Linked DNA regions of Homo sapiens: region 2 is linked to region 1. A link is an interaction called in ENCODE POLR2A ChIA-PET data of the cell type or tissue named here. Cell type or tissue: GM12878. All regions are shown on one strand.

Region 1 (4,000 bases):
AGATATGTAGCTGAACGTTATTTTGCACAGCCAAGTAAGTTTGAGAAATACTTTATATCTTAAATCATTCTTGGAGATTTACATTATAAATTAGCATAGTAAAGGCTCAGAGAAGTCTGCATTAAGAAAAAAATCAATTTAACTTTAAACTCAGCATTTTCCAAACATACTTAACCATGGAACTTTATATTCATGAAACACCTATTAACACTGCAGAATAACTAGGAATATGGTTTACAGTTTCTAAATATTATAACTCAGAACATTATTATTTTGGATGTGAACGTTTTTAGAAATTACTTCTATTTTTATTTATATAATGCTAGATAAAAGAAATTAATTCAAATGACCAAAATTAAATGAATACATATATATACAGTATCTGCACTGAAACATAAACAGAGAGAGAAAAAGAACATTTAATGTAGAGACAGAAGAGCTGGATTTTACTCCCAAGACCCTTACTGAGTCTGAATTGTTTTCTCTAAGGCTAACAAGTTTCCTCAAGTCTAAAATGAGTATTACAGGATTTTTTTGCAAGGATCAAGTGAAATAACAGATACAAAAACAGAGGTACTCCAAAAATTACAATATTCTCTTAATTGCTGTTTTCCTCTACACATTGTTCATACTCATTTAAGATTTGATTCTATCCTTTTTTTTTTTTTTTTTTTTTTTTGAGACAGGGCCTCATTCTGTCACCCAGGATGGAATGCAGTGGCATAAACACAGCTCACGGCAGCCTCAACCTCCCAGGCTCAAGCTATCCTCCTGCCTCAGCCTCCCATGCAGCTGGGACCACAGACACATGCCATCACACCCAGCTAATTTTTAAATTTTTTATAGAGACGGGGTTTCACCGCATTGCCCGGGCTGGTCTCAAACTCCTGACCTCTTGCCTCGATCCTCCTGCCTTGGCCTCCCAAAGCACTGGGATTACAGGTGTGAGACACTGCACCTGGCCAAATTTTAAAATTCTAATCTAAAAAACTTCCATTCCAAAAAGAACACAAATAAACCAAGCATAATGCCATAAACATCTGTCTTTGTAGAATACTGTACCGTATTAAGACAAAAAAAATGGTATCAAAACGTTGCTTAGTACAATTACTATTGAAGTACCTTGTGAAGCTCCACTCTCTTCATCATCCATTGTGAGATCAATGACACCACTTGAATCACTGCCAGTGGCTTTTCCACACTGAAAAACAAAACTTCTACATTTTACAAAGAAAACTCTGGCAGATATACGTGTTAAAAAATGAGATGATAAGTGAGGTAAAATGAGACTAATGAGTAACCTGGTTCAATCTGGACCCTTAAATGGCTGTACCTGAATAAAGAGAGTTTGTCAGACAAATGTCCCAGGATACTCATGTGTTAAACATCTACTATATGAAATATAATTTTCAAAAGAAATTCAAGACGTTTTCTTAAAAAAACTAAGCTATCTGTTGCATAGAGCAAATAAGATTAAACAGAAACACTATTCATTTTGTGACATTTAAAATGTTGATCAATACTACTCTAAATTATCAATATTAATCTACCACAACACCAAAGGCAATCATTAAAGCTAGAATTGGGTTATAGAAAATAATCTAAATTTTTGCCCTAAAAAAATGGTATGGTATACTATGAAATCATATGGTATGCTATGCTATTAACTGCACATCCAAGCTGACCAGTAACCCATCATCCAAAATCATGAGAAATATTAGGATTATAAGAAAAACCTTTAAAACCACATGACAGCAACCAAAAAGGAAGGTAAGACGACATAAACCTAAAGAGCCAGGACTCTGAAGTCAGTGTGTCTTACAGTTCTAACTTATTAGCTACCTGATTCAGATGGGTAATTATCTCAATTTCCAATATTTGAATATTGAGGCTATTGTGAGGATTAATCCAAATGTGTATATAAGGTGCTTAACACCATATATGATACATGGCAATTGCTTAATAACTGATAATCACAATTTACTTTGATATATTATACTGAGATCAATTCCAAATGATAAAGGTTTTCATCTGCGATACTCAAGTTGAGAAATTAAAGAAAATAATGCCTTGACTTTATAATATCCAGGCCCAATCCCAAGACAATAATGCAATTCTCATTCTTATAAATCTTTCTACAATAATGATTTCACAGAAAATGGGTTATTTACAAACACCAAAAATCTATAAAATCCCAAACTAAAAGATCCCAAAAATCATCAACAAATGTAAAATAATCTTTCACTACAACATATTATCATTAAGGTCCAGCTTTGAAAAGTGGAACTAACTTAGGACGAAAAAATAAGTCAATACAAACTGACTCTAAGCAGAGCCAGATATTACATCCAGCAGATAAAGACTCGAAAGTAGCTATTAAAAATATGTTTAAAGCCAGGAGCAGTGGCTCGCGCCTGTAATCCCAGTACTTTGGTTGGCTGAGGCAGGCAAATCACAAGGTCAGGAGTTTGAGACCAGCCTGGCCAATATAGTGAAACCCCATCTCTACTAAAAATACAAAAATTAGCCAGGCATGGTGGTGGGTGTCTATAGTCCCAGCTACTCGGGAGGCTGAGGCAGGAGAATCGCTTGAACCTGGGAGGCGGACGTTGCAGTGAGCTGAGATTGCGCGACTGCACTCCAGCCTAGGTGGCAGAGCAAGACTCCATCTCAAAAAAAAAAAAAAATTCAAAGAATTAAATATAATAATAACGAATGCACAAACAGGAAATTTCAAAAGAGAAAAAGAAACTGAAAAAAAAAGAAATAATAAAGCTGAAAAAATAATTACTAAAATAAAAATTAGCTTAATGTAGGCATAAAAGCAGATTGGAGGGGGCAGGAAAAACTCAAATGAAATTGATGCTAGATCAATAGAAATTTTCTAGTCCATAGGACACAAAGAAAAACAGAAGAAAATATGAAAAACGCCTGAAACTTGTGCAATAAGAAACAGTTCAGCAAAACCCTAAATGAGAAGAAACAAAGATCTAAAGAAAAAATTGAATAATAACCAAAAACTTCCCAAATTTGGTGGAAAACATTAGTTTACAAATCCAAGAGGTTCAACGAACCTCAAGCAGAAGAAACACTAAGAAATCATAACTATACACATCATAGTTCAAATACTGAAAACCAATAATGAAAAATTTTGAAAATAAACAGAACAAATTATACGTTATACAGGAGCAAAGAGTAACTGCTGACTATTGGTCAGAAACTATGGAAGCAAGAAGACACTGGAACAACATATTCAAAGTGCCGATAATTTAAAAAAAAAAAAACCTTTAAGAATTCTATATCCAATGATGCTCTCCTTGAAAAAAGGAGACAAAAGATACAAAAGTACATTTTTTAGATACTAAAAAACCAAGAGAATGTATCACTAGCAGATCTACACTGTAAAGATGAGCTTAAGGACATTCTTCAGTTTGAAAGGAAATACCAACTTGGATCATAGGAAGAAGAGGACCAGAAAAGGTAAACATAAGGATAAATATTAAAGACTATATCTATTTTCTGTTCTTAATTTCTTTAAAATTCTATAAGGCAAAAATTAAAAACAATATATTTAGAGATCTACAACATGAAGATTAAAAACAATGTAATATATGTGCAAACAAGACCACAATATATGTGAAAACATGAACGTCATATTTAAGGAAAGCAACTTCATTAAGGAGGTAAATGTACACATAAAATTGCAAGGTTCCTATAATTAAGATTAGATACATACTGTAAACTCTAGAACAACCCCTAAAACACACACACACACACACACACACACACACACACACACAGAGAGAGAGAGAGAGCGCGCTAAAAAGCTAACAGAGGAATTAAGACAGAATGCTTTAAAAAAAACTGATACAAAATAAAGCAGGAAAGAAGGTACACAGAAACCAACAAAAAAAGAAAACAGATGAAATGAATAGAAAACAAATAGCAAAATAGCAGACCTAAACACAATCCTATCAATACTTATATTAACTATAAATGG
Region 2 (4,000 bases), 74 kb after region 1:
CAGCCAGGGTGACAGAGGGAGACTTTGTCTCAAAAAAAAAAAAAAAAAATCAGAATGGCAAGAAAAATGTATCTAGAAACACTTACATGACATATTAGAACTGTCTTATGAAATATTAGAGCTAAGACTCAATGTAAAAAAAAAATCAATTCTTCCTGGATAAAATTTATTAGAAGTATTGTCAGGGAGGTGACTAAAGAAAAAAAAGGGGAATTTTTAAAAGTAACTATAGCCAGGCATGGTGGCTTATGCCTATAATCCCAACACTTTGGAAAGCTGGGACAAGAGGATTGCTTGAGCCCAGGAATTCAAGACCAGTCTGGGCAACACAGCGAGACCCCATCTCAACAACAAATTTAAAAATTAGCCAGGTATAGTGACATGTGTCTCTGGCCCCAGCTCCCTGGGAGGCTGTGGTGGGAGAATCACTTGAGCCCCAGAAGTTAAGGCTGCAGTGAACTATAATCATGCCACTGCACTCCAGTCCGGGCTACAGAACGAGACCCTATCTCAAAAAAAAAAAAAAAAAAGAAAGAAGAAAAGAAAAGAAAAAGAGAGAGAGAAAGACAGACAGAAAGAAAGAAAAAAAAAAGAAAATTCCACCTAGATATTTTGTAGCATGACTAGCTTTTAAAACTTACTCTGAGGCCAGGCGCGGTGGCTCACGCCTGTAATCCCAGCACTTTTGGAGGCCGAGGCAAGCGCATCACGAGGTCAGGAGTTAGAGACCAGCCTGGACAACAAGGTAAAACCCCGTCTCTACTAAAAATACAAAAATTAGCCAGGCATGGTGGTGGATGCCTGTAACCCCAGCTACTCGGGAGGCTGAGGCAGGAGAACTGCTTGAACCCAGGAGGTGGAGACTGCAGTGAGCCCAGCGCCATCGCACTCCAGCCTGAGCGACACAGCGAGATTCCATATCAAAAAAAAAAAAAAAAAAAAAGCTTAATCTCTAAGTGAAACAATGCTAAAAACAGGGAAAAAATTGAAAACCAAAAGTAATGAAAAATGTTTGCCCTCTCAGATGTGACAGCATATAACAAAGCATTATTATCTTAAGTACAAAAAAAAAAAGAGTACAACAGAATAATCATCCAAAAGACAGACACAAACAATAAAAAAGGTAACTATGACAGAGAAGCATCACAAACAAGAAAGAAAGGCCAGGCACGATGGCTCACGCCACTAATCCCAGCAGTTTGGGAGGCCAAGGCAGGCGGATCACCTGAGCTCAGGAGTTTAAGACCTGCCTGGCCAACATGGTGAAATCCCATCTCTATTAAAATTACAAAAATTAGCCGGGCGTGGTGGCAGACACCTGTAATCCCAGCTACTCAGGAAGCTGAGGCAGGAGAATCACTTGAACCCCAGGAGGCGGAGGTTGCAGTGAGCCGAGATCACACGACTATATTCCAACCTGGGTGACAAGAGCAAGACTCTGTCTCAAACAAAAACAAAACAAAACGTAACAAATAAGGAAGAAATGGATTTTGAAATAAATAGTGGAAAATCTATCAAAATAGCAGTTAAGCATAATAGCAAAGACACTAGACATAAAATAATATAAATATTCAAAGGCACAGAAAGTACTACAAGTAACCACAAGTTAGGAGAAATACTTGAAAAAATGGCATAGTGATATAGGATTAGTATTCAGAATAAAAAAGAAAATCTATTAGTGAATGAAAAGGACAAACAGTTGGAAAAAAAATACAGAAACGTGAGCAGGCAATTCATAAAACAACATATACAAGAAAAGGCATTCAACCTAATCATCAAAAAAAGACAAAACAGAAAGAGAAAATACATTTTTAAACATCAGATTGGCAACTACTTGTGGTTAGCATTAATATACAGAAATGAGTGGTCTTATGTACCATGAGCAGAAGAGTTAACTGTCACATCCATTTTTAAGGACAAACAAGCAGGAATTGTGCATCATTTTGACACAGCAAAGGACCTTTAAGGTATCTATCTAACAATGTATCAACATGTTTTACAAAGGAATATATCAGGATGCCTAGTGCTGCACTGTCATAGAAAATACAAAAACAAAAGCCCTTAATATCCCAGGAATTAAAAAAAAAATCTCTGAGAAATATTATCAAGCACACCAAAAAAGCAGAACTCTTGCAATTAATAGTGCAAATACCAGGACCAGACATACCTTTTTAAATATTAATCCTATTAATTTCCTGGTTATCTATCTAAAATATATATCTTCTCCTTACCTCAGTAAAATCATCTATGAAACTGAAATAACAAAGTCTGTCTTCATGGAAATGTTATGGGAATTAAATGACATAATAAATAGAAAGTACTTAGATACTGTAAGCAGTCAATAAATGTTTCCTGTTTTATGCCATTATATTTTAAAACACACAAAAATCTAAACATGTATACAGGCATGCAAGTGATATTTTAAAGACTAAAAGGATAAATGTCAAACTAGTTAAAAGTACCTCACTTACACAGAGACAAGGCGATACAAATACAGACTTTCAATTTAGACCTGATACGCCAGTGTGAATCATCACATGAAAATTCACTCATGTAATTGGTATTTGAACAGTTAAGTTCATCAGACATTCTCTCTTCCATGCTAGTGCTAAACCAGGGCAGCAGTCACATTTGTGAATGCAGCTAGGGTAGTAACTTATATAGACACTATGTCCCCGGAGAGACATGGAGGCTACCATCCCAAAGACAAATTATCAGCATATCCCATGTGTAGCAAGTACCACTTCCCCACCACTCACAATCACCTGAACCATCAGCATCCAGCCAAAGTAAAACAGGAAATCTCAAATACAAAAATGAATACATTCAAGAATTCAAACAAAAGGTCAGGTGCCAAATCCCACAAAAAACACTAGCTAATTAGTAGGAGAATAAACAGAAGACATTTTAAAATAGTATATTAAAAAATCCTCTAAGTGTATGAGAAGATATTACACTCACAAGAACAAACAAACACATAAGAAATATACCCAGAAGCAACAACTTTCAATTAAGTCAAGTTTCTAAAAAAAAAGAAACAAGAAAAAAAGGAGGGAAAAAATAAGAAAATTAAAAAAAATCAGCAAAGCTGAAAAAATATACAAGTTTTCCAATAATAAAGGTCTATTGAATCCCAAAACAAACTAAATTAAAATAAGCAAAATAAAATTTTTTGACACCTAGGCATACTGCAATAAGATTTCAGAAAATCATTATAGGGAAATATTAATAACTTAGAATATCATTTAACTACAGAAGAGAAAGAATTAAACTGGCATCAGACTTGTCATCAGCAATACTGAAAGCTAAAAAAAAAACAATATCCTCAAAATTCATGGGAAAAGTTATTTTCACTGTGGAATTCTACAGCTAGCAAAGCTAGCAGTCAGCAAGAGTGAGGAAATAAATATATTACTTCTGAGCAAAGACAGAGAATGCAGACCTTTGCTAAAATGATTATATATAAATATAAGTACAAGACCAGACAGCAGAAGAACCTATGAAGAAATTCAGATAAGGAAATTAGCAAAGCTCCAAAAAACAAGTAAAACTCTTGAGCAGGCTGAAATAACTGAGGATCAATCATCTTTAAAATAAATATGTTATTTATCCAGATAATTGCAATGTGTAAGTTAACTAACAGGTTGCAGAATATGGGGCAAAAATAAAGAAAATTATCAATCAGGGAAAAACCTGATGGGTTTCAAGCGTGTAAAACAACAAAAATATCATTAGCTATGCACTATAAACGAGACATACCTTAGAGTAACAGCATAGAAAGGTTGAAACAGAAGGATAGAAAATGATACGCTAGGCAAATAGTACCACAAAAAAGGGTAGGTATACATATAAAACCTATATATGACATATAAAAAAGAATTCAAGTTGAAAATCAAGTAATAGAACAAAAAAAAGAGATATGTCCTATTGATAAAACAAGTTTAAATAATTCAGGAAAAAACTAATAAATTCACAATCAGAAATAAATCTATGGATGAAG

Evidence for each region. Peaks named below come from ENCODE experiments on the same cell type or tissue, not always from the same donor. Only the 100,000 strongest peaks of a DNase experiment are listed, where the experiment ranks them.
Region 2: POLR2A ChIA-PET joins it to region 1 with 6 read pairs; 3 of 35 experiments call an interaction of 5 or more read pairs at or near these places.

Annotation. Positions count from the first base shown.
Region 1 is chr12:14,473,091-14,477,090 of GRCh38, reverse strand. ATF7IP (activating transcription factor 7 interacting protein) reads right to left here. Exons shown (of 15, transcript NM_018179.5): 11 at 1,123-1,201. Among named protein-coding and RNA genes, the nearest start is that of PLBD1-AS2, 55 kb to the left of the region's middle. In GM12878, no CTCF peak of the experiment used is centred here; no DNase peak of the experiment used is centred here.
Region 2 is chr12:14,398,658-14,402,657 of GRCh38, reverse strand. The region is part of intron 1 of ATF7IP (activating transcription factor 7 interacting protein); the gene reads right to left. Among named protein-coding and RNA genes, the nearest start is that of ATF7IP, 35 kb to the right of the region's middle. In GM12878, no CTCF peak of the experiment used is centred here; no DNase peak of the experiment used is centred here; H3K4me3 peaks cover 1,010 bases; H3K27ac peaks cover 505 bases.